Regions from separate parts of the Homo sapiens genome. Here region 1 is linked to region 2. A link is a loop called in an ENCODE intact Hi-C map of the cell type or tissue named here. Cell type or tissue: psoas muscle. All regions are shown on one strand. Each heading gives the region's core, and the rest is flanking DNA. Links, peaks and the distances in the headings are about the cores only.

What was found. A loop is a pair of places that touch in the nucleus more often than their neighbours do. Peaks named below come from ENCODE experiments on the same cell type or tissue, not always from the same donor. Only the 100,000 strongest peaks of a DNase experiment are listed, where the experiment ranks them.
Region 1: it touches region 2 in a loop (2.7-fold over the local background); 3 of 110 quality-filtered maps call a loop at or near these places.

Annotation. Positions count from the first base shown.
Region 1 is chr3:50,252,381-50,267,464 of GRCh38, reverse strand. GNAI2 (G protein subunit alpha i2) reads right to left here. Exons shown (of 9, transcript NM_002070.4): 3 at 14,927-15,068; 4 at 14,281-14,441; 5 at 11,145-11,273; 6 at 10,613-10,742; 7 at 10,375-10,528; 8 at 9,751-9,965; 9 at 8,103-9,097. The coding sequence ends at 9,775. LINC03143 (long intergenic non-protein coding RNA 3143) reads right to left here and starts at 7,239. Exons shown (of 1, transcript NR_198941.1): 1 at 4,107-7,239. It overlaps SEMA3B-AS1 (SEMA3B antisense RNA 1), which reads left to right and starts at 94. Exons shown (of 2, transcript NR_110702.1): 1 at 94-184; 2 at 578-824. It also overlaps a transcript of SEMA3B not described here. RefSeq lists enhancers at 1,963-2,538, 2,414-2,708, 5,732-6,236, 6,759-6,858, 6,744-7,249 and 2 more and silencers at 7,029-7,448, 10,229-10,278. In psoas muscle, for the core only: CTCF peaks have their summits at 7,328 (motif pointing left) and 10,282 (motif pointing right); DNase peaks (open chromatin) are centred at 6,974, 7,314, 7,878 and 8,315; H3K4me3 peaks cover 2,386 bases; H3K27ac peaks cover 3,678 bases.
Region 2 is chr3:50,535,271-50,550,354 of GRCh38, reverse strand. LOC105377083 (a long non-coding RNA gene) reads left to right here and starts at 10,699. Exons shown (of 3, transcript XR_940833.2): 1 at 10,699-10,757; 2 at 12,274-12,383; 3 at 14,141-15,084. RefSeq lists enhancers at 1-884, 1,957-2,866, 10,225-10,901 and a silencer at 12,399-12,640. In psoas muscle, for the core only: a CTCF peak has its summit at 7,723 (motif pointing right); a DNase peak (open chromatin) is centred at 7,734.

The DNA of each region.
Region 1 (15,084 bases), core at 3,781-11,780, 280 kb after region 2:
GGACGACCCCTCCCATATTGGGCCTTAAAGCAGAAGGGTGCCCCAGGTGGCGGTCCCAGAAGCCAGGTGGCCAGCCAAGGCAAGGGAGGAAGAAACCCCAGCTCCAGGGGCTCAGCAGGCAAAGGGAATCACTGAGTGGGGGCACCACCCGTGGACTCCAATATCTCAACCTCTCCCTCCACAGGTGGGGAGCTGTGGGGAAAGATAATGGGGAGCTCAGCTGCCACCTCAGTTCCCAGGGACCGGCTGGGGTGGCCGGGCAGCTGGAGGTCAGGGGAGGGGCTCTCAACTGGAGGTCGGATGGGCCCTCAGGACCCAGTCCCCATCCTTCCTCAACACTTGGGCCACTTAGTACTTCAGTGGCCTGGCCAGCAGTGGCTTCTACCATGACAGCCAGATAGGGGAGGGAGAGGAGGGCAGGAGAGGGGCAGACGCAGGAGGAGCAGCAAATCTCACTTCTGCACCACAGGGCGGGGCCCATCTGGAGTCCGCCATCCTGGACAGGTAGCTTTGCATCTCTGCTGAGAGGTTGGGGGGCAGACCATGTGACCTCCCTTCCTCTGGCTTCTCTTTCTAGGTTGGAGGTGGGAGGAACAACCCCCACCAAACCCAGAGCCGAAAACTGAGGGAGTTTTACAGACAGGACGGAGCTCCTGCACCTCGGAGCCTCAGTTGGGAATGACCTGGGGTCTTGTCCTGAAGCTGAGTCTGGTGAACGTGCCCCATTTGTAACATGAGGGGTACTTCTCTGGAGGGACTGTATGTTGACAGTGGCAGAGTGGAGCCCTGAAGTCCACCTGAGTGAATATACCAGGGCTTGAGAATGGGCTTTGATCCTTCCATCCCCGCAAAAGGCATTTTCCTACCACCTCCCAAGGCTGATGGGGCAGTGTGGGCATTTCAAGTGTTGCAGTTCTGTTGCCCAGCCCTGGATGCCTCCAGCCAAGCAAGGACAGAGGTGGGGGGCACATCTCCAAGTCCCCTGGAAGTGGAAGTGGGGCTATGCCCCTCCTTCCTGAGCCTGAGGACCTGGTATACCTGGCCTGGCCTGGCCAGCTGGCAGGTAAATAACAGGGGCCAGTGGGAGCCGCAGGGCCCTTCAGGAGGGCAAGTGGAAGGACAGATCCCTGCCTGGGCTCGTGGGCTTCCTGGATGTGGCCTTTTCCTACTCCAGGAGTAGCTGCCTCTAGCCTTAGAGGACCTGGGCAGGCTCTCCTGGCTCCATGCAAGCAGACAACATTCTTTGGCTGTTTACAGCTTTCCACCCAAGCAGCCAGGATCAGCAAGTGCCTCAGAGGCTCCCATCCACTCCCACTGTGCCCCCATAGGCCCTCACTGCCTTATGTTTTTCCAGGCCCAGGGGCCCTGTCTCTGTTTCATCACCCCGCACCTTCCTCCACCTGTGTTCACTCTGGGAAACGGTATCAGAAACCCCCCCGCCACCGCCATTATCTTTCCAATAGCCTGGGAGTCAACCCCCAGCCAAAAGGACTAGACTGTCTCTGTCCCCATTGAGTGCTGTGCCCTGTCCTCTGTCCTCTAGATGTGTACCCTCCCTTGAGTAGGAATGGAGGTCTCCAGGGATGGGAGGTCAAGTTGTCCCTGATTCCACATGGTCCCCTTTCTGTTCCTCAGCCCCAGGTCCAGTGTGCCAGGCCATGGGTAGGGGCCCCCATGGAGGTCAGCACTCCAGGAGCAAGGTCACTGCCTGTGGGTCACACTGGGGGCTGGAACTCCTCGAGGATTCTGGAATCAGGCAGCCTGAGCCTGAGTCTCAACAGAATGGGGCAAACCAGGCAAGGCAGCTGGGGTCCCTTTTCCTGCCTGTACTCCTACCCTGGACCTCTCTCTTTTGAGGGAGCTTCCATGGGCAGAGACCTGCCTGGGTCCTTGCTCTGGGGCTGCCTGTCAGTGGCATGGCCTACCACGGCCTTGGCTTTTCCTTCTGGAAAAACCTGGATTGTTGTGCCAAATCTCAGCACCTGCCTCCCCACCCCTGGCCACCAGCTGGGCCTGCCCCTTTGCCCCTGCCTGGACTCCGGGTGGTGTGGTTGGGGTGGGACACCCATCTGAGGAAGGTTGTGGCAACCCTCCCAGTGCAGCCTGGACTGGATGGGATCTTGGGCGCCCCACTCACACCTGCTTTAGTCATCAGGGCTTGTGGCTCCAACGTCACAACTCTTCCTTGTTCTGGCCACGTAGGTACCAGGTCATGCTGCCCAGAGGACTTAGGCACAGTGGGGGCAGGCGTGGGCGGCCATAGGATCATCACCTGAGGCCTAACTTCCCAGACACTCTAAGGCCCTGCCCCAGGGGCATCTCCTGGGGAAGCGTCTGCAGGCATGTCCTCACCCCAGCCTGGTCTCCACATTCCCAGGGAACCCTGGCCCACCTTTTTTGAAAGATTAGCTCCTCCCCTCCTTGCCTGTTCCCCTTCCCTTCTGAGGGCCCTGTCAGAACTGAGATGGAGGTGCTGAGGGAGGGGCTACCAAGAACCCTGGGCCTTTGGCTGTGGCCCTACCCCCGCCTGCCCCACCCCTGCCCTCCCCTCCTGCACATTCCTCCCAGGCTGAGGTCAGCCCTTCTGGGATGCGGGAGCCCCCCCAACCAGCCACATCACAGCTCTTCCCTCACTCCTGTTTTCCTCATTGCCCAGCAGGGAGGAGTGGGAGGAGAGGGGGCTGGGGGCGGGGCCTCCCTCTCCCTCCCTCCTCTGGAGCCCGGCAGGGTGGAGGGGGCTATGCCAGGAATGCTGGAAAGTGGACTCTGAGGGCACACTGCACTCATGAACAGACATTTACATAAATACTACATTCTCCTAACTGGCTAGGGGAGAGCCTCCCAGGAGTACTGGGTATGGGGCTCTGAATGCTCTGGGGGAGGGCTGAGGAGTCTGGAGCCAGCCCCAAGGATCAACCCCCTTGTTAGTCCAGCAGGAGGTGGGGCTGAATCCCTACCCTGCCGCTTAGCCGACCCCGTGGCCCTAGCTGGAGTCTGCACCTCTCATTTTCCCTGCAGCTGCAGACAGTGGCCAGGCAGGTCTGGCACACAGTGGGGGTACCACAGGTATGCACTCTTGCTGCCACCTTAGCTCTGGGCATCTTGGGCACCCAGGCCTATGAGGGCCTCAGAGAAACCCTCCACTGCTGCCTCTTCCATCCCAGCTGAACAAGGCCCCTTCTCGGGCTCAGCTCCTCTCTTGTCCCCTTTTGCTGTGCCCCTCACCCCAGTACTTTTTTTTTTCTTCTTTTTTTTGAGACAGGATCTTGCTTTGTCACCCAGGGTGGAGTGCAGTGGTGGGATCATGGCTCATGGCAGCCTCAACCTGCCGAGCTCAAGTGATCCTCCCACCTCAACCTCCTGAGTAGCTGGGACTACAGGCATGTGCCACCATGCCTAGCTAATTTTTTTGTATTATTATTTTTTTTTGGTAGAGATGAGGTTTTGTCATGTTGCCCAGGCTGGTCTTGAACTCCTGGGCTCAAGCAGTCCTCCTGCCTTGGCCTCCCAAAGTGCTGGGATTAGAGGCATGAGTCACCGCTCCCGGCCACCTCAGTACAATTACTTCCTCAACCCTCTGACCCCAGGGTTCTCTTGACCCCAGGGTCCTCAACCCTCTGTGCCCAGGGTTCTACTTTAACCTCCCTCCCTCCCCTGGGTGGGGACTCCTCAGTCTTCTCCCTTCCCAAGTCCCCAACCCACCCCTGGCACTGCCAAGCCTGCCCTCCTGAGAGCCCCTACCTTTTGTCTTACTTAGGACAAGCACTGACCCCTTTACCCTCCCCCAGGCTGTATCCCTGGGGTCATTCTGTCATTTCTCTCCCCATGCCTCCCCTCTGCAGGACCGTGTCCCTGACCCCTGACTCAGAGAGCTTGCTGAAGTTTGGCGGGATTGCAGGCTTTTAGCTTGGCATTCACAGGGCCACTCTCTTTTTCATCTTTTTTTTTTTTTTTTTTTTTTTTTTTGAGACAGGATCTTGCTTTGCCACCCAGGCTGGAGTGCAGTGGCAAGATCATGGCCCACAGCAGCCTTGACCTCCAGAACTCAAGTGATCCCCCCACCTCAGCCTCCCGAGGAGCTGGGACTCCAGGCACACACCACAACACACAGTTAATTTTTGTATTTTTTGTAAAAATGGAGGTCTCACTATGTTGCCCAGGCTGATCTTGAACTCCTGGGTTCAAGTTATCCTCCTCCTGCCTCAGCCTCCCAAAGTGTTGGAATTATAGGCCTGAGCTACCACACCGAGGCCACAGGACCACTCTGAAGCTTGGTGTAGCTTCCAGTACTCCACCTGCCCCATTTCTGGGATGCATTAGCTCTTTTGTTGCCAAGACTTTGCTTGCGCTGTGCCCTCCACCCTTTAGACCCTTCCCCTTGTCACCTGCTGGACTTCTCACCGTTCATGATCCACCTTGGCTGTCACCCGTCTTCTGTGTAATTCCAGACCCCTGTGGTGCCAGGTTCAAGCCTCTGGGCAGGGCTCTGTGTTCCCCACTGTGGGGGAAGCAGCAAGGGCTATAATCACTGGAGAACCCAGGACCCAGCAGAGGACAGGCACAGGGAGGCGGGAGATGGTGTGCCCGCAGGAAGCCCTTCCACCTTCCTAGGCATGCTGAGTCTCCACGGGGTTGGAAGACGGATGGAGAAAGGACACCCCTTAACCCTGTCCCAGTCCCCCAGGCCTTGATGACCCTGACCTCAGTAAGGTCAGAAAGCAGAAGGCAGTGGGATGAGATGTCAAACTCTGATTTTTCTCCCAGCCAAGATCACCAGGGACTGTGGGGCTGCATCTCTGGCAAGGGGAGAAAAGGACCCATGGCCTTGACTTCTGCTCCTCTTGGATATTAGTGCCCATCACCGTGTGACTGAGGGCTGAGTGGCTTGCAGGCATGGACATATTTGCTGCCACACAGCTGCATACATACCCCAGCTGACTGGAGGCCATCCCCCTGGGTGATGAGAGGTGCTGCCTTCCCTCTGGTAGTCCATGGTAGAGATGAGGACCGCTAGGATCTTTTGTTTTTAAGAGACGGGGTCTTGCTATGTTGCCCAGGCTGGTCTCAAACTTTTGGCCTCAAGTGATCCTCCTGCCTTGGCCTCCAAAAGTGCTGGGATTAAGGCATGAGCCACTACATCCAGTCAGGGTCTCCTTTTATTTATTTTTTTGAGATGGAGTCTCGCTCAGCCACCTAGGCTAGAGTGCAGTGGCACAATCTTGGCTCACTGCAACCACCGTCTCCTGGGTTCAAGTGATTCTCCTGTTTCAGCCTCCTGAGTAGCTGGGATTACAGGCACCCGTCATCATGCCCAGCTAATTTTTGTATTTTAGTAGAGACGGGGTTTCACCATGTTGGCCAGGCTGGTCTTGAACTCCTGATCTCAAGTGATCCGCCCACCTTGGCCTCCCAAAGTGCTAGGATTACAGGCGTGAGCCACCACACCCAGCCCCAGGGTCTCTTTTTAGGGCAGCAGACACAGAGATTGGGGTCAGTTTTGGGGAGTGGGGCCAGACCCAGAACTCAGCCAAACAATACTGTAGTCTTGTCCTTGCCTCCTCCCTGACTCCCTGACTCCTAGGGTTGCTAGGACTTGGCTGGCTATGCCACTGACCAGGCAGCTGGAGTCAGGGCTTGTATTCTCTACTCAACTGGTTTGCCACTCAGTTTGGGTGGGGTGGGGTGAAATGATTCTGGGGAACTGAGAGGACTAAGTTTTCCTGACATCAGAAGCCATGGGGCTCCCTGGAACATGGGACTTCTTCCAGGCCTTGGCAGCCCCTGCAGCCTCGGTGATCCCTGCTGTAACCCTGGAGAGGGCCCTTTCCCCCTTCTGCACCTGGCATCTAGGTCTGCACCTACCTGCTGGGACAGGGGGTGGTACAGGGGGGGTGTCTAGGCCTGGGGAACTACCGAGGCAGCCTGCCTGGCTCCTCCTCACTGAGTTTCCCTCTACTCTCCTCTCTCAGGCCTCTCTGACTCTGAAAGCTTGCCTCTCTCTTCCTAGCTGCTCCCCCACCCCCCAAATGGGTTAAAAATACCAAAGTTCCCACCACATCAGTAGCCGGAGCAATTATTTCAAGTGGGCCAGGCCCTCTGGGAGGCAGATCAACTTCATGGCAGTCTCCACAGGCTGGAGACAACTCACCCCACGCTGGGAGCATGAGCCTGGGTCCCTGCCCAGCTCTGCATGTCCTGCTAAGGGTCCTGGGCCTCACAGCTGCAGTTCTCCATGCGTGGAGACAGAAAGATGGGGCTTCTTAGGCTGGGAGGGCTCTGGGGATGCAGCGCCAGGGAGCATTGAATTTCTGGTGCTCCTCACCCAACTGCTCCTGAGGGTTGATGAATGGTTGAGGTCCAGCCTGGGACAGCTCCAGGCAGCAGGGGATGCCCAGGAACCAACCTCATGGAGTCCCTTCAGTTGGGGTGCAGGACACCTGGGCAGCCCCTTCCTGCCTGCAGCCCCCCATGGCTGGGAATTTCCCAACCACCAAACACAAGGCTGAATTGACAGGCCGCCTCCACCAGTGCTGGGACAATGGAGCCTTATGCCCTGGAAATCTGAGCCTGGGTGGGAGGCCGGGGCAGGTGGAGGCCTAGCTGTCTGCACTCAGGGAAGCCCTGCCCCCAGGATCCCACCCAGACCCACTGCCAAGACGGCACCAGGGCAATCCTGTCAAGGCCCCGCATGGCCCACCCAGGGAGGGAGGCACTGGGTGAGTTAGGCAGACAATGCCAGGCCCTCAATGGTCCCTCTGTGCAGGGTTCCCCCTCAGGACAGAAGGAAGGAACCATCTCCCGCCCGCTTCCTGCTGGGCGGGCATCGGGGCTCTGGCGCTCCTGCTCGCACATCTGCGGCTCAGCGGGGTCCAGGCCTGGGCCTCTGAAAGAAGGCGGGGACCTGGGTTGGGCGCAGGATCCTGTTCTCCGTGTCGTCGGCCCTCGCAGGCAGGGGCAGCAGGAAAGGCCCGAGGAACTGGGGCGGGGACCGGGCCTGGGGGGCGCCGATGTCCTTCCGACCGGGCGGCAGCAGCCTTTCATCTCCTGCCAGTGCCGGCGGCCGAAGCTACGGGGCACTGGCAGGTGTGCGGGGACGGGGTCCCGGGTCTCTGGCTCAACCCTCCAACCCTCCCTCCCTCCCCGCCTCCGCGGCGCCGACCCCGGCCCGCCCTCTGCCCAGGCCGCTCTGTCCTGGGGCGGCCGCGGAGCCGTCGCCGCCTCACAAAGCTGCCTTTGTGTCCAGCGGCCTCCGCGGGACCCGCTGACGTCAGCCTCTGTGACCAGCCAGGCAGGGCAGAGCACGGGCGGCGGCGCCCCCTGGCGGCCGGAGGCGGATGCGCCAACGCCGGAGCCCCACCCAGTCGAGGCCAGCCTTTCCGCGAGCCCGCCCCCACACGTTCAGGCCGCGGCTGCCCCCGGGAGAAGGTCCAGGCGCCTCGATGGCACTCAGGGCCCGCCCCACAAGCATCACCAGCCTTGCCATCTGCAATTCCCTTCCCCAGAAACGCGCGGGCCCTTCCCACAGCCTCATGGAGCCTTCCATCTTCAGAGTCAATGATCTGCAGCTCTCCAGGCCCAGCCTGGGGCAACCATCACATGGTAGTATGGCCACCTGTCACTACCCTTCAGGTTTGGCGGCGGCCCTCTGGGGCAGGGAACTTTCTGAATATGTCTTAAGGCCCCTACTGGCCTTTTTAGTCAAGCCAGGACTGCATGCGGCCCACCTGGCTGTGTGGCCTTGGCAACGGACACTCTCAGGCCTTGGTACCTAAGTCGGAAGTCACTTTCTCCTTCCGCGCTAGAGAGGCCGGCCACCCCTCCTGCTCCAGGTGTGGAAGAGCACCTTACAACAGCTCCCTTAGAAGCCTGCCCAGCTGCCCGAGACCCAAGGCTGCAGAGTACTGGAAGGGCGGGGACACACGGGCCCCACATGTATGCTGCCTAGTCCAGGTGGGAGAAATGAAGCTCAGAGCGTGGGGCTCCAGGACGGCCCGGAAAGCTGAGTCAGGGCCCTGACTCAGGTTGAGGACTGAGGTTAGGACCACCATCACCTTGGCACACCTTAGCCCAGGCCTCTGCCCCTGGGAGAGAATACCCATCAGTTCTCGGTATTTTTTTTCTTTCTACATTTTATTATTTCAAACCAGGTGAACAATTCCATAAAACATGTGAAAAAAGCAAGGAAGTGTTCAACGCTGAAGGCCCCGGGCCTGGGACAAGGGCATGAGGGGCGTGGCCCCCCAGCAGGCAGCGGCGGTTCCTAGGTTAGCGCTAGGGAGCTACATTTTAGGTTAATAGAGCCTGGGGCCAGGGCCGCTGGGGCAGGGCCCTCAGTGACGTTGGCAGTTGTCTGGAACAGCCCTTGGAACCCAATTCTGTGGAGGGCAGGGCAGGGGTGCCGCTCGCACGGGGGCGGCCAGCAGAGGGACGGGTGTAAACACGCAGACACACTCAAGGCACGGAGTCACTTGGAAGGGGGGCTGGGGGGGGGCTTGCTGGTCAGGATCTGACAGTTTTAAATAGTTTTTCTCTAAAAAGTTTTCTAGATTTGCAGTTTTTTTTTTTTCCTTTACTTTCATTTTTTTAAAAAGCTACGAGAATGAGCAGGTGGACTGTGGTTTCCAGGAATGGTGGCGTCTCACGCTTCTTGTGCTTTTTCCTTTGGGGCCTCCGAGCGGCTGGGGTTGGGGGACTGGGCAGGAGGCTCCCTGTAAACATTTGGACTTGGGCTGGGGCAGGGGCTGGTGTTGGGCAAAGCTGGGGGTCCAGGCTGGAGAAGCAGGGGCCCCTCCAGACGCAGCCTTGGGAGACTCAGCATGTGCCCCCCTCCCCTCATCACAGAACAAGACAATGGTTAAAAACCAGAACAGATGCCCAGAAGGGGGTACCATGGCCATTACCAGCATCTCAGACAAGGGCAGGCTTCAAACAGGGAGGCCTGTGGCAACCCCTCCCCTACGTCTGGAGCTGAGGGGACAGGGGGAGCTGAGAACAAAGAGAGGAAAGAGGAGAAAAGCGGCGGGGGAACAGGCGGGGAGCGTGATCTTCTTGCCCCCATCTTCCTCAGGGGTTGGGGGGTACAAAGTCGGCGGTGGCCCTGGAGGTGGGGGAAAGCAGAGCATGGATCGGGAAGCAGCCAGGGCGTGCCTCTCTCCCGCCTCCCTAGACAATGACCCTTCTCTATTTTTCCTACCCATTTGTTACCAGGGACACAGTTGCCGCCCAGGAGCCAGTTTCTGTTGCTGGGTTACGTGGGGGAGGGGAGTCTGTGGCACTGGGAGAGTCATCCCCACCTCCACCAGGGCCAGTGGGGCCAGCCTAAGCCCGGGACGCTCAGACAAGTCAGAGGGCAAGAGCTGGAGGTGCACATGGAGCTGGTGGTAGTGGGCAGCAGGGCTGGGCTCCGCTGGCATGCAGCTTCCGGCAGGCTGGGCCAATGGCCTGGTGGGTGAGGAGGTGAGATTTCTCCAGGGAACATCAGGATGGCCTCTGGTTCTGTCCCAGGGCAAGGCCAGGCCCTTCTGTCTGGACCACTGGGCCAGGCCTGCTTGTATGACCTCCTCCATGCCCTGCACCTCACTCACTTGACCTCCTGATTCACACCCTGGGCCTTCTCCTCCCTTGTCCCCTGGTCACCTATTGCCCCTCCCCCTCCAGGTTCACCCCCCTACCCACCCCCAGAACCCCCTGCTGGGGCTCCAGGCCCGCTTAGTTCTTCCCCAGCACCCTGCCACAGCCCCTCTGGCTCACCATCCCGCCAGGCCCCGCTGCCCCTCAGAAGAGGCCGCAGTCCTTCAGGTTGTTCTTGATGATGACATCGGTGACGGCGTCAAACACGAACTGCACGTTCTTGGTGTCGGTGGCGCACGTGAAGTGCGTGTAGATCTCCTTGGTGTCTTTGCGCTTATTCAGGTCCTCAAACTTACTCTGGATGTAGCTGGCTGCCTCATCATATTTGTTGGCCCCTGGGGGAGAGAAAATGAAGACTTGTGCTGCATGTGTGGCAGGCAGGCCGCATCCTACGTGTGCAGCAAGGGTCTGTGCGTGTGGACGGCCAGGCATACAACCTGTGCATGCATGTGCATAATATGACAATGTTTGTGGCTGCCCATACATGCCAGATGTGCAAAGGGGTACCCCACTGTGTGAAGGAGGATGCCCATGTACACATGTTCAGGGGTACATGCTTGAGTGTGTTAAGGGCTTCATGTGTGCACACACAACTATACAAGCCTAAGTGAGGCACCAGCCCCTGCCAGTGTTCCAAGGTTACACTTCTGTCCAGTGGGGGGCGCCTGAGGGCCACCTGGTCACCATAGGCTACTTGGGACAAGAAGCAACCCTCTGGAGGCCCTATCCCCACAGTCCCCACACCTGTGTACTCAGGGAAGCAGATGGTCAGGGGACTGTGTGTGATCTTCTCCTCAAACAGGTCCTTCTTGTTGAGGAAGAGGATGATGGACGTGTCTGTGAACCACTTGTTGTTGCAGATGCTATCGAATAGCTTCATGCTCTCATGCATGCGGTTCTGGGGGTAGAATAGCAAGGTCAACGCTAGCCACCACTCCCCAAGCCCGCTGCCCCCACCCGCAGCATTCTCTCATCCTCTCACCATCTCCTCGTCCTCAGCTAGCACCAAGTCATAGGCGCTCAAGGCTACGCAGAAGATGATGGCTGTGACGCCCTCAAAGCAGTGGATCCACTTCTTCCGCTCAGACCGCTGACCACCCACATCAAACATCCTGCAGATATAGATCACCTTAGTTCCAGGAAGGGAGCCTGGGGGAGGCTTTCTACCCCATTTCTCAGGTTGGCTGACTGAGGACAGAGGCCTGCCCAGAGTAGGGCAGCTACCTTCTGGAATCATCCACACTTGCCCACTTCACCCCTGGTTCTGGGCCAGGAGCTTGGACAGCAGGCAGGCTGCAGCCACATCAGGCAGGAGCAGCAGAGGCTGTGAGCAGCTGGCAGAGGTGGCGTGGATCCTGACTGCTGGTTCACTAGGTGGTGAGGATGTGCTTGCCCAGAACACATGAGCCTTGTAAAACCTCAGTGGGGCTGGGGGATCCTGGACCAGCCCCTGCCTCTGCTACCCCAGAGGCTGGCAGGTCCTGCCCCTCCCACCTGTCCACATGCTCGCTCACTTGAAGTGTAGGTCCTTGAAGGTGAAGTGTGTCTCCACGATCCCCGTGGTCTTTACGCGGGTCCGTAGCACATCTTGCTGTGTGGGGATGTAGTCACTCTGTGCAATACGCTCCAGGTCGTTCAGGTAGCTGGGGATGGGGGGTGGGAGGGTCAGTGGGGGCCAGCATGGGGCTTCCTTAGCTGGACCCTGGGCCAGCTGCAAGAGGCCCCTTCCCTCCCATGCCATTTCTCAAGCACAGCCCTTGCTTTTTTTTTTTTTTTTTTTTTTTTTTTTTGAGACAGAGTGTTACTCTGTTGCCAGGCTGGAGTGCAGTGGCATGATCTTGGCTCACTGCAACCTCTGCCTGCCAGGTTCAAGCGATTCTCCTGCCTCAGCCTCCTGAGTAGCTGGGACTACAGGCGCCTGCCGCCCAGCTAATTTTTGTATTTTTAGTAGAGACGGGGTTTCACCATGTTGGCCAGGATGGTCTTGACCTCTCAACCTCAGGTGATCCGCCCACCTCGGCCTCCCAGAGTGCTGGGATTACAGGCGTGAGCCACTGCGCCTGGCCTAGGCACAGCCCTTGTTTCTTTAACCCCTGCCTGCATTACCTCATTGCTCAAATGAAGAAACCTGAACTCAGAGCCCCCGGCCTCCCACCTGTAGAATGGGAATGGGAGGAGGTGCAGCTCTGTGGACAGCTAGCCAGCCAAGCTCCAGCACCCAGGGTCTGAGCCAGACCTGCCTCGGACAGGATCCAGGATGTTGGAGCTATAGGCAAAGAGGGTGGGAGGAGGCAAATTAGTCCTTCGGTGAAGGATTCAGGATGCTAATGGGCGCAATTACGGCATTAGCCGCAGAGCAGCCGGGTGCGGTCCCTCGATGTGGTGCTGGACAGGTTGGGGCCTGCCAGGTCCAGTGGGCTCTTTGCCCAGCGCCCAATGAAATCTGGGTTCCTCAGGGGGAGGGCACAGACACCTGCTTGGCAGGGGTCCCAGGGGCTCCTCATTACCAGTTCCCTTAATTAGTATCAAGGCTACCCCTGCAGGGCCTGCCTCTGCTGCCTGCCTCAATATCCCTGCCATGCCCTGGAGGCTGGTCCCAGGCCTCCAGGCTGCTGCCCAGAGCTGACTTTTCATTCCTGGGGCAAGGCTGCTGGGGCTGGCCCTTGGCTCCCACCAGCACCCAGGCCAAACCAGGCCAGAGGGAAATGATCTCAGAGTAGCAGGGACAAAACAGAAAAACAGGAAGGGCCATGGGGAAGGATGACGCATGTGCTGTGACCCGCATACCATGCCCCGCCCCCTACTGCCAGAGTCCTCAATGTGGAGGTACCATGGTGCATTCCACACCAGCCTCTCCCTTTTCCCCAACAGGTGGGTTCGCCCCAGGGACCCCCTGACTCGCTGCACACTTGGAGGGTTGCTGCGAAGAGGGGCTGAAGGAGCCCTGCTTCCTGTGGTGTTCCAATCCGCAACCCATTCCCAGGGGGAGCTATCAAGGCTTAAACCTGACTGGGAGAACAGGGCCTGTATTCACTCCCAAAACTGTGCTGGGCACACAGTGGGTGCCTAATGTCTGGAGAATAGAGAAAGAGGATGATGGAGAAGCAGGAGGTGGCCTGGAGGTGGCTCTATTCCTGCTTCCTTTGAGTATCATGGGCACCAAGGTCCCTGCTGCTCTGACCCCAAGCTCGCTGGTGGCTGGGCCAGAGATCTCAGGGAGGGGCAGTGGTGAGGCCTGGGGGCCCCCACAGCATTTGGCTGTGACTCCACAGCTCCTGTAGGGGGTACATATTCACAAGAGCATTCAGGCCATGTAAGAAGGGTAGGAGGAGGCTGTTCATGTGGCTTGGACAGGGCTCAGGAATCACAGCCAGGCAAGACCCTCCTCCTCCTCCCACCCACCCTTGCTGAAATCCACCCTATGGGTAGGCTCAGGATTGGATGAACAATAGGAGCAAAAGGGTGTTCCAGTCAGAGGGGACTGGCTTAAGCAGAGATAGGGGAAGGCTAGAGTACAGGGACAGCAGCCTATCTGGTGACACCATCCAAAGCCTGTGGATGTCCCCTGCAGCCATCCTCAATGGCTATTAGCCTGTCTATCCTGTTCCCCGTGGGGTCCTCAGCACCCTGCACCAGTCCAAGTACATGACAGATACCACAGGGAAGGAGTTCAGAACTGTGGAAAGGGTGCAGGCTTGTCATGCCTCTGGGATTCCTGGGACCCCTTGTAATTCCTCAGCCTAGGGCCAGCGAGGGTCACAGCTGAGGTCCAGGGGCTCTGACCTACACACACACCTGTCACCTCCCAGATAACTTCCTCCCCTGTGGCCCCCTCCAGCCAGCCTCCACAGCCTATGTTCAAGCACAGCCAGCTCCCCACCACCCCGAGATGCTGCACATGCTATGCCCCTGCCTGGAATCCCCTCATCCACTCCTCCCCTGGCTGACTCTCCTTCAGAGCTCAGCAATCCTGTCTCTGGGCCAACTCCACCTCTACCTTTTCACTAACACCCTAAATTGTCACTGCATGGGGACTTTGCTCCACTCATCACTGTGTCCTTGAAGCCTGGCACAGAACAGGTGGCAGCAAATGTTCTGAGTCTTGCTCTGTCACCCAAGCTAGAGTGCAGTGGCGCAATCTCCGCTCACTGCAAGCTCCACCTCCCAGGTTCACGCCATTCTCCTGCCTCAGCCTCCTGAGTAGCTGGGACTACAGGCGCCCTCCACCACGCCCGGCTAATTTTTTGTATTTTTAGTAGAGACGGGGTTTCACCGTGTTAGCCAGGATGGTCTCGATCTCCTGATCTCACGACCCGCCTGTCTCAGCCTCCCAAAGTGCTGGGATTACAGGCGTGAGCCACCACGCCCGGCCGCAAATGTTCTTTAGAAGACTGTCAAGACAGATCAGACTCAACTGGCCTGGAAGAGATGTACTGTATAAGCCACCTGCCTGTCATTCCTCCTGGCCTTTCAGTAACGTGACACCCACCCACCCCCCAAACCAAAAAACAGGAAGGCCTTGGTTAACAGTCATCGGTTTCATAAGCAAAGACCAGCAGTGTCCTTCTGGGGGTTCTCAGGCCCTCCGGTCCAGCCTTTAGTCCTCCCCCAGCCCCTGCCCTGCCCTGCCCAGCCCCTCAGAGCACTCACTAGGCAGCTGAGTCGTTGAGCTGGTATTCCCTTGAGCGGCCAAAGCAGGCCTGCACACCATGGTCAGCCCAGAGCCTCCGGATGACGCCGGACAGGTCATCAGGGAGCACGCCTTGCTCCTCGGCGGTGCAGGACAGTGCAAATAGCTGCCTGGCGTCGTCCTGGGCACAGTGGCGGGTGGTCAGGCAGTTGAAGGAATGTACCCCCACTCTGCCAGAGGCAGGGAGACCTCTGGAATGGGGCCCAGGCTAGGGTATTCTTGGATTCCCTAGGATGAGACTTGCCCTAAAACCTTTTTGTTGTTGTTGTTTACTTTTTTCTGTGACGGAGTCTAGCTCTGTCACCAAGGCTAGAGTGCAATGGGGCGATCTTGGCTCACTGCATCCTCTGCCTCCCGGGTTCAAGCAATTCTCCTGCTTCAGCCTCCCAAGTAGCTGGGATTACAGGCACGTGCCACCATGCTCGGCTAATTTTTGTATTTTTAGTAGAGACGCGGTTTCACCAAGTTGGCCAGGCTGGTCCTGACCTCAGGTGATCCACCCGCCTCGGCGTCCCAAAGTGCTGGGATTTATAGGCATGAGCCACCACAACCAGCCACCCCGAAACCTTTTGGGAGGTGGGAGAGGGTGGGGCGGAGGGCACATACCGCTCTGGAGGGGTCGGCAAAGTCGATCTGCAGGTTGCCCATGGCTTTGACAATGGCCATGATGGACTGGATGGTGTTGCTGTAGACAACCGCCCGGTACTGCCGGCATTCCTCCTCGGAGTAGCCATCCTCGTGGATGATCCTGATAGCCAGGGACC
Region 2 (15,084 bases), core at 3,433-11,432:
TGCAAGTTTCCTTGGTGGAGGAGGCAAGGGCACACTGTTTGGGGCCATTCTGAGTGTGAACACCAGGTGGCGGTGCAGACCCAGATTATTAGGTGGGAGTAAGCAGGGGCTTGCCTGAAATTTGGCCTTGAGGCTTTTTTTAGGGGCCTGGGGTCTGGGAGGCTGCTGCATTGGAGCTGTTTGCTTCCTCCCTGCCAGAAGCAGGTCTGGACTGGAGTTGGGTCAGGGACACTGTCTGGTCACCACTGTATCCTGAGCCTGCCACATAGTGGGTGCTCAGGGCTATTTATCAAATGGAGAATTGAATAAGTGGTTCTTGCCTCATGGGAATTAAATGAATTAATATATTAAAAGCACATGGAGAGCCATCAGTGAAAGTGTGCAGCTATTTGTATTTGTATTATGGAGGGTGGTTCTTCTCATCAGGGCCCACCTATCTGGGCTCAGTGCATCTAAACTGTGGGCCCTGCCCTGGGATTTGGACAGCCTCCACCAGCATGGGATAAAGACTGAACCCCAAGGCCTTACCACTTGATGCAGCAGCCCTGTGGGCAGCTGGGGGACAGAAGGGGCCTGTCGTAAGCACTGAGGATGACACAGGGGTCAGGCCCCTAGGCCTCACCACACAGCTTCCATAGCAGGGGGAGAGCCAACCTGCTACTGTCCCATAAGTGCTGTCAGGACTGGGCCACTGGCAGGGTTAGCTAGCCGGAGGTTAGGGAGGGTGAGGTTGGGGCATGCCCCTCAGTGGTCAGGGCCCAGGCTCTCAGAGTCATCTGATCATTCCCTCCCAGGCTTTTCTCACTGCACACATTTGCCTTCCCTGAGACCTCCACTGTAAATGCCTGTCTCATTCTTACTTCAAATCCTGGCTCCCTTCCCTGCCCACCCAAGGCATTGTGCAGAAAGCCGCTCCCAGACGCCAACCTCTCTCCCCCAGCTCCTCCCCACAGAGCTCTCATGAGCTCCGTCAGCCACCCCACCTGACTCAGAGTCTCAGTAAGGCTGAGTGACTTGTCCTAGGTCACACAGGATTTGCACCCAGCTCTGTTGAACTCCTACAGCAGGCTTGAACAGGCCTGGGTTACCTCTGCATCCCTCATGGTGGGTTCCTGAGTGTGTCACCAAGGGCCCCCTCCTTTTGGCTCCTGCATCCCCCAACATGAACAAGTGAGATGGGGACATTTGCCACCTCCAGCAACCTGGCTGTGACTGGGAGGGAGGGTAGGAGATGTACCACCTCTTCCGCATATATCATCTCCAGCAAGGCAGACAGCAGGAAACAAGCCGCTCCTGAACCAGGACTCCTGGTGATCCAGTGCAGCAGGGATCCCGGTGATCCAGTGCAGCAGGCGGCTGGACTCCAGGGAGGAGCTGCGACTGGCCCCACATGTCTTTGGGCTTCCAGAGGAGGCATGCCTCATGGCGAGTCAGCTCTGCCTCCTATAATACCATGGGTCCTGGTGCCAGGTGTCCCAGACACCCCTGTCCAAGGGCCCTGGGGCAACTGCATTCTTCTGAGTGCCCCTTGCTACATGAATGAGCTTATCTGAATCCCAGCTCAGCCACCATGCAACTCCAGGCAAGTCCCTGAACCTCTTGCCTCAGTTTCTTCATCTGTAAAATGGGGCAGGTCCTCCTACTTGATAGAATTAAGAGTTCAATGCCAGTGAGTACCAAGATATGGGAAAAAAAGTATAAAAAGAGTTCAAGCCCTAGGTTTGAGACCAGCCTGGGCAACACGGTAAGACCCCCATCTCTACAAACAAACAAACAAACAAACAAACAAACCTTTTTTTAATTAGCCAGACATGGTGGCATGTGCCTGTAGTCCCAGCTATTAAGGAGGCTGAGGTGGGAGGATTGCTTGACCACGGGAGGTCAAGGCCAGCCCGGGTCACATTCTCCACTTTAAAGACCCTGTCTCTAAAAATAAAAATAAAATAAAATAAAATAAAATAGTCCGTATTTGTAGAGGGTCTAGAACAGTGCCTGACACGTAGGAACACTAGGTAAATATTTGCTTAGTAAATGACACGCTAAAGGTCTGAAAGGTGGCCCACGGGGAACAGAGCTTTTGCAGGGGTGGGGCCTCTGAGCCACACACAGGCTCAGCCCTCGAGCAGCCCTGAGGTCCACAGGGTCTGCAGGGCCACCCAGTTCTAGATTATACTTCCCGGCTCCACGGTCTGGAAGGTCTAAACCTTAGAGTGGCCCCAAGTGCTAAAGTTGCCTCTACCTAGCAGTGCATGTGCCCTCACCAAGTCCCCCACTGCCAGGTGGGGGCAGGGTCATGGGGCAATCCCCTGCTCTACACCTGGCTTGACCTGGAGCCTCCTGAAGACACAGCCCAGACTCGGATCCAGCCTGGGAGAGGTGAGTAGGGGCAGCTGGGGCAGGTGAGAAGGATGGGACAGGGCCTGAGCTGTGGGGCCAGAGAACCCTCTGACCTGGCTCTAAGCAGCAGCCTTGGGCCACAAGGTCATGGAGTATTTTTCCACCAGGGAGGATGGGGTGAGCCCTCTGGGTCCTGAAAATTCCTGAAAACTGGTGGGTGGCTGAGGCTACTTGGCCGCTTCCCCAATCACTCCTAATACAAGAGCCACAGAAGGGCTCAGGGCCTAGGAGGGCTGGGGGTCCACAGGCTGCAGGGGATAGGCTGGCTCCTTTCCCCAACCAGTTCTCTGTCTGGCTCAGGAATGCTCACTGCCTTCCTAGTCCCCAGGCCACAAACCAGGGTCTTCTCCCAGCCCCCAGCCCCCAAGGCTAGTCGCTCTCCTCCCCACAAGACTCATAGGCATGACATAAGTACCACCTGGCCAGATTTTCCTGGGCCTCCCACCCACCCCTACCGAGCTCCCAGACACACCCTATTTGCCAATGCCCTTCTATCCTCCTACTCGGGCCTGCAAGGCTTCTTCTGAACTATGGAATGCCCCAGTCTGGCCTCCAAGGTCCTCAACCTGCTGCCTCCCATCGTGCCCAGGCCATCTGCTCAGACAGCAGCCAGTCTCCTGCCTCTGCGCTCTCTGCCCATGCCTGTGCCAGGATTACTTCCCACCCTGCCCCTGGCTGGGCCTTGCCTCCCTGCCATCTTTCCAGCTCTCTGGCAATTACCCAGGTGATTAATTTGGCAATTAATTTGGTAATTAATCATGCTTCTGCTGCTTAGGATGCTCCCTTTCTGCCAGCCAGGCCTGGAATAGAGATCTACTTGGCTTGACTTTCCCTGGGAAATGGGGTTGAGCCCTGGAGGCAGGAGAGGCGGTCCACTCTGAGTCCCATTGCCTGGCCCTGAAGCAGCCTTGGGCCAGGGGCTGCATGCAAAGGAGCCCAGGATTTAGCTGAGATAGAGACCCAGGTCCTGCCTCTGGGGAGGCCCCAAGGGTGCCCCAGGATGCACCTTAGCATTGTTTCTCAGCCTGTCTCTAGCTGCAGGAACTCACTACCCACACTGTGGCCCCAGCCCCAGCTCAGCCTTCGCTCAGCCCCCTGGTGACTTTTCCTCCAGGCTCCTGGGGGAGCTGGGCACTGGTGGAGAACCACCGTCCTGGTCCTAAGTGAGTTCACAGCCTCCTGATGCCTTGGAACAGGTCAAGTCCTTCCATCTGGTGAGACGGACTGTGCAGCCTCCTGACAGGCACCATTTCAGGCGGGCTTTGATCGACAGCAGGATTTAGTGGCAGAGGAGAAACTGAGTCCTGGTGCCCAGTGGGGTTTGCGGCCGGGTCCAACCCAGGTGGCCCTGGCCTTGTTGTGGTCTCCAATGGGGCTAGCCACCAGATGTGTAGCCCTACAGGTACAACCACCAGATGCACTGCCGGGACGGGGTCCCCGTGGAGTCAGCCCTATGGCATTGATTGAAATGCCCCCCTGCCAATTAGGAGTTTTAAAGAAATGTATAATGATCCCTAATTGGCACCCTCATTAGTTGCCAATTAAACACTTAAGCATTTCTTACAAGTTTAACACATTAATAAGGCAGCTCATTACATGGTAACGAGATTTATTTCTCATATTTATTATATTGTTTCACCACTACTGACAGCAGAGTTATTTTTTAAAAACATGGTTTCTTACTGATTACATACAGTCCCCTCCCTACCCTGCCTCGACCAACAGCTGTTCCTGCCAGTGCCCTGAGCCTTGCGTCCTGGTGGGCCAGGAGCCAGTGTCCTGGGTCCTCCCTGATTCTTTTGGTCCAGCCTCCCAGAGGTGAGTCAAGCAGGGCACCTTCTTCCCAAAGTCTGGAAGGGCCAGAGCTGGGCTGTGCAACACAGCACAAACCCGGAGGGCTTCAGGGCCAAGAGCCCTGGAGAACCTCTGTGCATTTAGCCAACCTCTGCATTCCAGGAGCACCTGGGTGGGGTGGGGGATGGGCTTCCTGCTTTCAGCACCCTGGTAGAGCCCAGTCTCAGGACAGGCACCACACTAGGGGCTGACACTGAGGGCAGGAGCACAGCAGCCAGGGGAGGACAAGGAGGTCCTTTGAGACTGTCCCCTCAAAGGGGGCAGGAGGAGGGTTGCAGATGGTGGGAACTGGGCTGAGACCAGGAACCTGGGAAAGGTTAGGGAGTCTACAGGATGGGTGGCCAACAGAAGCAGACCCTCAAAAGCAGTGGTGGGGACCAGGCACAGCAGTTCACGCCTGTAATCCCAGCACTTTGGGAGGCCGAGGTGGGCAGATCACTTAAGGTCAGGAGTTCGAGACCAGCCTCGCCAACATGGTGAAACCCTATCTCTACTAAAAATATGAAAAAATTAGCAGGGCGTGGTGGCACATGCCTGTGGTCGCAGCTACTCGAGAGGCTGAGGCATAAGTATAGCTTGAACCTGGGAGGCAGAGGTTGCAGTAAGCCAAGATCACGCCACTGCACTCCAGCCTGGGTGACAGAGCGAGACTCTGCCTCAAAAAAAAAAAAAAAAAAAAAAAAGCAGTGGTGAGGATCTGACCTCCTGACCTCCATCCAGAGGACAATGGGGAGCCACAGAGTGTTTTGAACAGGGAGAGATGTGACCAGATCTCTGGGTCAGAAAAATCAAGTGAAGGGTGGACTGGAAAGGGCCAAGGGAATAAACACAACCTCCCCATCCTGCCTGCTAAACTCCTGGGGGACTCCATTGTCCAGATCCAACTGGACGCCAGAGGGCAGAGCCAGACGAATGCCACCTGTGCAGCTCAGCTTCCTGGGAGATGGGGCCAAGAGGCCTTGGGGACATTGGCAGTGTTTGGGAACACTTACCCTTCTTCCTTTTAAAAAACATGAGGTCACCATCCAATACATATACTATACCTTGTCCTTATGGCCCTACGTGTGGCTCTGCCTCCCCCTTATTGGTTCCAGTAATTGCAGAGTATATATGGTGAGGAAGCTCCCTATCCACTCAGCCAGGCTTCCTGGAGTAGGCTGTTTCCAATCGATTACTCTTAGAAACATCATGCAGTGAACACCTTGGGCATAATTTCACATGCGTGTCAGTTTGTAAAATAAATTCCTAGAAGTGGGCAGTGCTAGGTCAAATAGTCTATGCATTTTTAATTTTGATAGATATTGCCAAATTGCTTTCATGAAGGCTGCACAGATTACATTCCAATGAGCAACTCTAAGTTTCTGATTTTCCCCATGGTCACCAGCAAGTGCATCAATCTTTCATGGCTTTGCCTATATAATTTGCATCTCTCTTAAAGAAATGAGGGTAAGCATGGGTTCAGTGGTTGAGACTTTTGGATTTCCTTTTGTGTGAACTGTATGTTCATCTTGTTTGCCCCATTTCTCAATGGGATTCTTGGTCCTCTCCTTATCAATTTATAAGGACCCTTTATATATTATGAAATTTGCATTTTTTTCCTTAACTTGTTGTTTGTCTTTAAACTTTTATTTATTTATTTATTTTGAGATGGAATCTAGCTCTGTTGCCTATGCTGGAGTGCAATGGCATGATCTCGGCTCACTGCAACCTCTGCTTCCCAGGTTCAAGCGATTCTCTTGCTTCAGCCTCCCGAGTAGCTGGGATTACAAGCACTCGCCACCACACCCAGCTAATTTTTGTATTTTTAGTAGAGATGGGGTTTCACTGTGTTGGCCAGGCTGGTCTCGAACTCCTGATCTTGTGTTCCACCCGCCTCGGCCTCCTAAAGTGCTAGGATTACAAGTGTGAGCCACCGCGCCTGGCTATTACTTTTTTCCGTGTAGAAATGTTTGGTTTTTGTGGAGTCAGGTGTATCCATGTTTTCTCTTACGGCTTTTGTGTTTTTTGTTATATTTAGAAAAGGCTAGACCAAATCAAACCTTTGTTTTTGCCTAGAGATTTTTTCTTCATTCTTTAGTCCCCCTACCTTTGATCCAGCTAGAACTGGTTTTTGTTTTAAGGTGTGAGGTAGGGGTCCAAGTGGATTTCCACCCCCAGATTATCATCCAGTGATTTCAACACCATATTTTCCCAGAGGTTATGCTTGACTGAGTTGTTGAGACTTTAGGAAGTGTATGACAGGGGAAATAGCACATCCTGTTGCCTGGTGGGTGGAAAGGGGCAAACTTTGTCAGGACACCATCCCCAGTAGGACAGGGTGAGCTGGGTGGGATTTACCTCCTGGAGGTTGAGGAAAAGGAGGTAAAGGTCCATGGGAGGAACTGCACTTGACTTTTCCCTTGGATTCCAGGAGCAGTCCATTTTTGTACCCAATTTTAACTTTGCCTGCCACATCACAATTCCTTCAGTAGACTTTGTGACTTTGACATAATCTTTTTTTTTCTTTTCTTTTTTTTTTTTTAGACAGGGTTTCACTTTATCACCCCAGGTTGGAGTGCGGTGGCGCAATCTCGGCTTACTACAGCTTTGACCTCCCCTGCTCAAGCGATACTCCCACCTCAGCCTCCTGAGCAGCTGGAGCTACAGGCATGCAACACCGTGCCTGGCTAATATTTAAAAAATTTATTTGGAGAGATGGGGTCTTGTCATGTTTCCCGGGCTGGTCTCCAACCCGTAGGCTTAAGCAACCCACCTGCCTTGGTCTCCCAAAGTGTTGGGATTACAGGTGTGAGCCACCGTGCCTGGCCCCATGCCATAATCTTGAGCTTGAGGTGTAGAAAGGAACTATATTCCTTCCTGAGGGCCCTCTGCTGGGGGTTCCTGAGCAAGCCTCCCCTCTTCCCCCCACCCCTGCCCCTGCTCTGGAACTAGGGGTGGTGTATTATGACACAAGTAGGTGACAATGGGGTGTGGAGGAGAGCCTCATGGGACTCAATCCAGGTCCTGCAAGAAGAAGACCAGCAGCATTTGTGAGTAAGGCGAGGACAGGGCAGGCAGGGCCCGGCTAGGCCGCACCCACCTCCCAGCTCCACCTTCTCCCTGCCTGCCTCCCAGATCCCACTCTTCCCTCTCTTCCATACACCAAGACCCATTGTGTGTGCCCCTGGATGTCATTTGGGCCCTCTGTTCCCCTTAGTATAGTAGAGGCCAGACAGGCATCCCTGATGCTAGATTGGCCTTGCTAGCATTCTGGAAGGCTATGGTGGGCAAATGTCTGATGGCACCTGGGGAGGCTCTGAACCAAGCTGAGTGAGGGCAAAGGTTGCAGGCCAGGATGCTGACCTGGAGCAAGGAGTGCATATTCTACCTCCCTGTGCCTCTGCTCCCTCAGGAGCATCCTTCCCTCCACTGCCTTCTCCAATTCCTTCTGGGAACTGGAATAGCAGGTGTTTTAGGTGCTTTACGTCTTTCAGCCACCAGGTGGCAGCAGTGCAAGCCCTACTCTGCCTCACTCCATCCCCTCCTTGGAGCTGTGGATTTAACCTCCAAAGAGACTCTGAGGTCCTCCAAAGAGTTGAGGAAAGATGGGGTCATGCCCCCCCACTCCCCCAGGCACAGGAACCCCTTCAATCTCAGAGGAATGAGGGGCCTGTGGCCCTGGCTCCCTTCCTAGCCCCACCCCTGTAGAAGCTGCTGGGGCAGTAGCTGAGCTGGAGGAACAGACTGGATGCTACTAGGGTGAGCCTCAGGGTCTAGGCCCCCTGAGATGCCCACACTGACCAGGCCCACTAATTCTCAGATGTCAACCAGAGAGGACCCTTCCTGGAGCCCAAGGAGGCAGGGAGTGTAGAGGGAGAGAAGAGGAGCCAGGACCTGGCTGGCTCCTCCACTGCCCCTGCCTGGTTACCCACCCAGGGCTCAGCACCAGGGTGGTGGTAAAGGCTCTGGCACTGGCCTCCCATGGGCTGAGCTGAGCTGGGCCCCAGAGCTACCCCCCCCACCACCCCACACACACCTGTGGAGCACACCTCCCCTCCTCCCCACAGAGGGCGGTGTCCAGGAGGGTTTATGGATTCTCCCAACATATTGTGCCCTCCTCTGCCCCATCTTGTCCCCATTCACAACCCCTGCATCAATAAGGCTGCACCAACCTCCTCATAGTCCACTACAGCTCCATACCCCTCTCATTTGTCTCCATCATTGGGGGTGGAGGTGCCCTGACTTGCTAATATCTACATGCACCCCCCTCTGGGTTCCAGCCACAGGGGCCAGCCCAGGCAGGGCTCAAGGAACCTGCTTTCTGGGTGTGCAAGGTCCTTGGGTCCTGGCCATCTGAACCCCCTCTGAGAGCCTAGATCCAAACCCATAAGCCTTTACATGGAGTCCCTCAGAGATGGGCAGCCTGTTGCCCTGGAAACACTCCTCTTGTTTCCTGTCCATGACCAGGGCCTGCCTTATGCTGACCTGAATGACCATGGGGACTCAGGCACTCATGGATGGGTGGGGAAAGCAGCTGGGACCTCGGTTCCTATGCAAGGCTTGGTGAGGTGCCTCCTCTTTGGGGCTCCCCAGTGCTAAGGGGAGATAGATAATAAACAGGTGTGTCAACAAAACAAGGCATTTTCAGGCTCTGGAGGAAACCAACCAGGACTGCATGGGAATAAAAATGGAGGGGGCAGATTCTGATGGCGATCAAGGAGGGAGGGCACCTTCAGCACTGGCTGAGACCTGAATGTCAAGAGTTGCTGGCCATGCAGGGATCTGGGACAGAAGGGTTCCAGATGAGGGGAAAAAAACAGCAAAAGCAAAGGTCCAGAAGATTCTTGGGGAAACAGCAGGAAGCTGATGTGGCAGGAGGGGAGCGGCATGGGCAAGGAAATGCCAGGGCAGAGGGGAGGGCCTGGCCTTACTGCGTGGAGAGGCCAGAAAGGACAGCAGGGGCAGATGTGGGAATGAATGAATGAAGAAATGAACAAGGTCTGGGACCAGGCCTTTCCAGCAGCCTAGTCCTTGCCCTGAGGTCTTTCTTGGTCCACTTGACAAATGGGGAAAACCCACCACTCCTTGCTCTGGCGGAGGCTTGACCCACAGTGCAATTGAGGGCCTGGCAGGGCTCAGCTTTCCAACCTGAGACAGGGCAGAGCCAGCCGACCTCTGCTGATACTCTCAGCCCCTGCGTCAGGGAGGGTGGGGTGGGCGGATGGCCCCCATAGGCTACGGAGAGTTGGGTCCCAGCTGCCCAGGAAGATCCACTGCAAGAGGTCTCCTTGACTCCCTGGCCCAGCCCAGAGCCATCCCTCAGGCCCAAGGCTGCCTTGCCAGGCCCTGACCTCCACCTCAGACAGGAATCATTTATCTCCATCAACTGCTCCCAGCAGCCAGGCCCTCGGCCAGCAGGTGCTGTCTCCATTCCATGAGGTTGACACTGGGCAGCCCTTCCTCCACTCTCAGTCTCATCAGCTGGACTCCCCAGGAGGAGGCCAAATCAGGCAGCCCCTGCACAGTCTGCAGGGGCTTAGAGGAGCGACCCCTTCCCTCCAAGCCCCCAGAAGACCCAGCTTCTAACACATCAGGGTTAATCCACCCCAGACATCTGCGACTGCCCACTGCAGGCCTACCATGTGTTGGGCACTGGGCTCAGCATGGTGAACAAGGCCAGGGTTCCACCCCTACCCACACAGAGCTATATTCTTCTGGCCAGGACGGACTTGGTTCCCCAGGCCCAGCCACATGACCAGTGCAGGCTCGGGGAGCCTCAGGCCTGTCTCAAGCCCAAGGCCCACGGGCCATGGGCCTCCGTGAGAGGCCACTGTCCTGCCCTGGAGGGGGAGAATGGGGGTGTCCCCAAAATCTGCCTCTGAGAATGACAGCATGCCACACAGGCTGGTGTGGGCCTGTCTTTACCTGCCCCAGGTGAGAGGCTACAGGCACCAAGCCGAGTGTGGGAATCTGAGAGACCACATGTGGCCAAGCACGTGTGAGGACACGGCTGCAAAGGACACACGTGCGCAATGGGCCAGGCTCCAGCAGGGCAGGGATAGTCCCTGTTGCCTCCGTGAGCTGACATGCATGTCTGTTGAGGTGTTATCATTCCAGGCTCGTGGAGGATGGGTTGTAACTTGTCTTCTTTGATTGGAGGAGAGCCCTGAGCTCAGGGAATCTGTCTTGTCCCTCCTGACCCTGCCCAGGTCCAGAGGCCTGGGTCTGCTTAGACAGCTCACTGTGCAGTGGAGATGGGTAGGTGTGGGAGGCCTTTCTCCTGGCTCAACAAGGGCACAGCGGTACCCTGAAGCGAGAGCTTCCTCCTCCCTTCTCCCATCTCACTAGGGCAGCCGCCCTTCTTCCTGGGTTTCCACCCACAGGCCCAGGACAGGCCCTTGAGCCCCTAATCCCTGCCCTCCCATCAGTGACTGCGCCTTTCTCCCCAACCTTATCTGTCTCCTGCAGCCATCGTCAACTCCCCTGTGGCCCGGGCTCCCCCTCCCTCCAGCCTCCCCGCAGGTCAGGTTGGTATGTCCTCTCCCCCCTCCCCACCCCCGTCTCCCGGGCTCCTCCGCTCCCTCTTCCTCTCCTCTCTTCACCTTCCTCCTCCTTTCCCTCTCCTCCTCCCCACTCCCAGTCAGCCTGCCCTCCTATCTGCCTGTCTCCCTCTTTTCTTCCTCCCCCTGCTTCCCCTGCTTCTTTCCCTTTCCTGCCTTTCCTTCCTTCATCCTCTCCTCCCCCGTCCTCCCTAGGGGAGAGGAGGGATTTGCAGGGTCGGGGGCAGCCACTGCACTCAGTTACCCCAGGTCAGCCTAAGAGGCCCCAGCACAGAGACCCCTTTGGCTGCTTTCTTCTAAACCGGAATCTAATTGTGATCAAGTGAGGGAGAAACAGCTAATTACACCCAACAAACAGAGGCCCCCTGGGCTGTTTTATGGTGGAGATGAGAAGGTATAGGAAGGGGCACGTTTACCTTGCAAATGTGGGCTGGGACCCAAAGGGTTTGTGTCTGGCCTGGCAGCCTGAATGAGCTCCCTGGGAGCTGGAGCCCTCAGGAAGGCTTCAGGAGGAAGCTTTGTCTTCCAGGTCAGGAGAGGAAAAGGAACATCTTCCCTCACCCATCACAAGGGTCGTGACTGACACCCTTATAACAAAAGACAGATTGACAGAAAAGCAGAACACATTGATTTCACCAAAGTTTTAATGACTGGGGAGCCTGAGGAAATGAAGATCCAAGGACCTGGGAAAACAGAATATTTTTATGCTAAGTCTGATGAAAGAAGTTGTGGAGAAATGCTTAAAGCAAAAGGGCATGGCCTAATGCTAATAAGCTGGGAGCAGGGCTTCAGCAAGACCCATTTGTTCAGGTTTCTTACTGGGTCTCTCCATGATAGAGGTGCTCTCGCCCCTGCCCAGGGGCAGAACCCCTGTCTCAGGAGGACCTTTACAAGAGAAGGGAGGAAGTCAGAAAGTGACCTTTCTAGGTTTTATGGTTTGCTTGGCTAGGAGAGGGGTTCTAGTTCCTATGACCACTTTCGGGGAGAAAAGGGAGTGGAAAAAAAGGAGGGCTGGAGAAGGGCAGAGTGACCTGCAAGGTGCCGTATTCTGGAGTCATGTTTCTTTCTTTCTTTTTTTTTTTCTTCTTTTTTGAGACGGAGTTTCGCTCTTGTCCAGGCTGGAGTGCAATGGCGCGATCTCAGCTCACCGCAACCTCCCTCTCCTGGGTTCAAGCGATTCTCCTGCCTCAGCCTCCTGAGTAGCTGGGATTACAGGCATGCGCCACCACACCCGGCTAATTTTGTTTTTTTAGTAGAGACGGGGTTTCTTCATGTTGGCCAGGCTGGTCTCCAACTCCTGACCTCAGGTGATCCACCCACCTCAGCCTCCCAAAGTGCTGGGATTACAGGCGTGAGTCACCACGTCTGGCTGGAGTCGTATTGCTTGAGCCCCAACAATACCATGCACCGAATACCACATACCGCACACCGTGGAGCGTCCCAGTGCTGGGGGCTACCACGCAGCTTTCTTTCTTGGCCTCAGGTCTTCAATCCTCCCATCTGTACCAGGGTGTGGAGTGCAGACCCAGCCCAGTTGGTGACCTGACCAAGATCCATTCCTGCCACAGCTACTTTCTACCTGTGAGCTCCCCAGTAAGTCACTTAAACTCCCAAAGCCTTACTTTCCTCATCTGCTCAATGGGGTCATGGGGCATGCCTCTGCCACAGGGCATGTGAAGACTTCAGCAGTGGCCTGGTATACCAGACATTGCCCATAGGAGCCAGGACCAGAGAGTATCACTGTTGAAAGCAGCAAGATGAACCTAGGTTAGCAGTGAGCAGAAAGGACAATGACACTCCACCCCCCGGAAAAAGAGATGCAGTTTGGTTTTACCCCTGACCTTGCAAACACAGACAGGGAAACTGAAGAGGCTCCAGCAGGCTGGGTGTGACTTGGGAGGTGTGCTCCCTGAGGAGCTCATTCCTTGTGTTCAAGAGGAGGGAGAAATGGGGGCTGTGTGGGCAGGAGACAGAATGACTGGAAGGACTGTGATAACAACCAACTTCAACCGTGGTGTGAAAGCTCCAGCACATAATAGGTACTCAGCAAGGGCTCACTGTCCTGAGTTCTGCCTCCTCCAGGAGGTGCCTTCCCTGTGCCCCACCTCTTCTCCAGTTCCTGGGATCAGCTCAGGGCAGGTGAGAGTCCAGGTGCTGCCTGGCACAGGGTGTCAGAGGAGGGGAGATGATGTGTGAGTGGGAGACCTGCTCAGAGTGTCTGCCCCAGGGGCTCCCCCGGGGTGACTGACACCCCCACAGACACACAGACTGATGGGTAGAGATGGAGAGCCTCCACTTCTCTGGCCAGGCCTGCAGCTGGCCAGCTCCTACCCCTCCAGCCCTGTCCCGAAGGTGCCTCAGCCTCTGCTGTGTCCAGGGATATCTCAGAGAGGTGTGGCTGGAGTGGTCTGTTGAGGTTTGATCATGGAGGCCTTGAATGCCAGGCCCAGGACAGGATAGTAATAACAGCTGTTGGCTGCAGCTGGAAGCACAGTCAGCCAGTATAGATGTGTGTGTGGGAGATGGTGACGTGTGTGTGTGTGTGTGTGCCTGTGTGCACCCATGGCTGGCCACGTGGGATGTGGGGTGTGACTGTGCTAGGGTGTTACCCATGTGGAAACACAAGGGTGTGTGTGTGTGTGTGTATGCATGTGTGGGTGGGTGCATGCACTCCTCTTCTGCTGCCCTGGCATCCCAGGGAAGCACACCCACACTGCTGCACTCCCAGGTGCACAGGCAGGTGCCCACTGAAGGTCTGAGCCATCCCAGCTCTCTACCTGCCCACCAGCTCACCCACCTCTGCCAATAGGCCATGCAGGCAATGAACACATCAGGTAATTAAGCAGGAGATCAATTCAACTTAAGTTGGAGGAAAGCAGCCGTGCCTAGTGGAGAGGAGAGACAGGGCTGCAGGAGGCTGAGGCTGAGCAGGGAGTGGGTGGGGAACTGGCAGGGAAAGATGGGAGGGGGTGGCTGCTGGAGTGGGATGTGCCATGCACCCTGCGGAGGGGAGCAGAAGCCAAAAGGAGAGGAAAGGAACTACGAGGACCAAGGCCACTGACCAAGGGGGCAAGGAGGGGACTGGCTGGTGGCAGAGAGAATGGGAAAGATGTAAGGAAGAACCAAGGCCAGCAACAGGACAAGCTTGTGTCTCCTCAGCTTCCCAGGGGTTCTCTCCTGGTGGGGCAGGGGCCAGCGGTCAGGATGGGTCTATCACCCAGCTTCCCAGATGGCTCACAACCTCTTCTGTGGTCCTGCTAGCCCCGAGCATGTGCACAGAACTTGACCCTGTGGGCTCTGCTGGGGGTGCCGAGGAGGATCTTTGACCATGCCCCATTGTTCACCAGCAGAACTGGCCCCAGATGTGAAGGCCCCGTCACTGGAAGGTCATCCATTCATTCAATGAACACGCACCGAGAGCTGCTGAGCACCAGCTCAGGGTCTGACATGGGCCGACTCCAGGAGGAATCACACGCTGGCCGCCCTCGAGGGGGCACAGCCTCCCTGGGGAGAACATGCAAACACAGACAGATATCCTACAGCAGAGGAGGGGACAGTGGGGGACCACAGAAGGCTTCTCTGTGACCCCTGAGCTATGGCTTAAAGAATAAGGGCAGCTAACCTGGGAAGCAGGAGAGCTTGGAGCAGAAGGCCAGGGAGAAAAGGTACTCAGGCCCTGGGGAGGGCAACAGCATAGGCAGAGAACCTACGAGAATATCCCCCAGAGATGGCACCTTGTCTGTGGGGACAAGAGAGGCCAGTGTCCATAGGTCCACCAGGGCCTTGGGAGCAGGGGTGGGCTGGGCAGGGGCTAGCATAAGGCAGCTTCAGCACTGAGGAGGTAGAGAACAGAGCGGACACCACAGGAGTTTAGGCAAGAGGGATACATGGACAGGCAGAGCTGGAGACCACACCAGGAATGGGGGTGGTTTGGGCCAGGGGCAGATGACACAGAGATATGGGAGATGGAGGGTTGGTACAGTGAAGACAGCATGAGGGCAGAGCACAGGGCGCCTTGGCATGAACGTGGATGTGTGATCTCAGCTAAGCCCCTGCCTCAGTTTCCCCGTCTGTACCATGAAGGGCTCCCCCTCACTCATGGACACTGGGAATCCTGTGGTAAACAGGACAGCCTGGTTCCTGCCTCTGGGCTCACAGCCTAGGGGGAGGTGAGACAGGAAGAGAATTAACTCCCTCAAGGAGTTAACCAAAGAAGGGGAGTTGAGGCACTATGGAGGCTCGGCAGAAGCCGGGGCATGCTCGGGTGCTCACTCTCAGTTGTCTTTGGGGAACC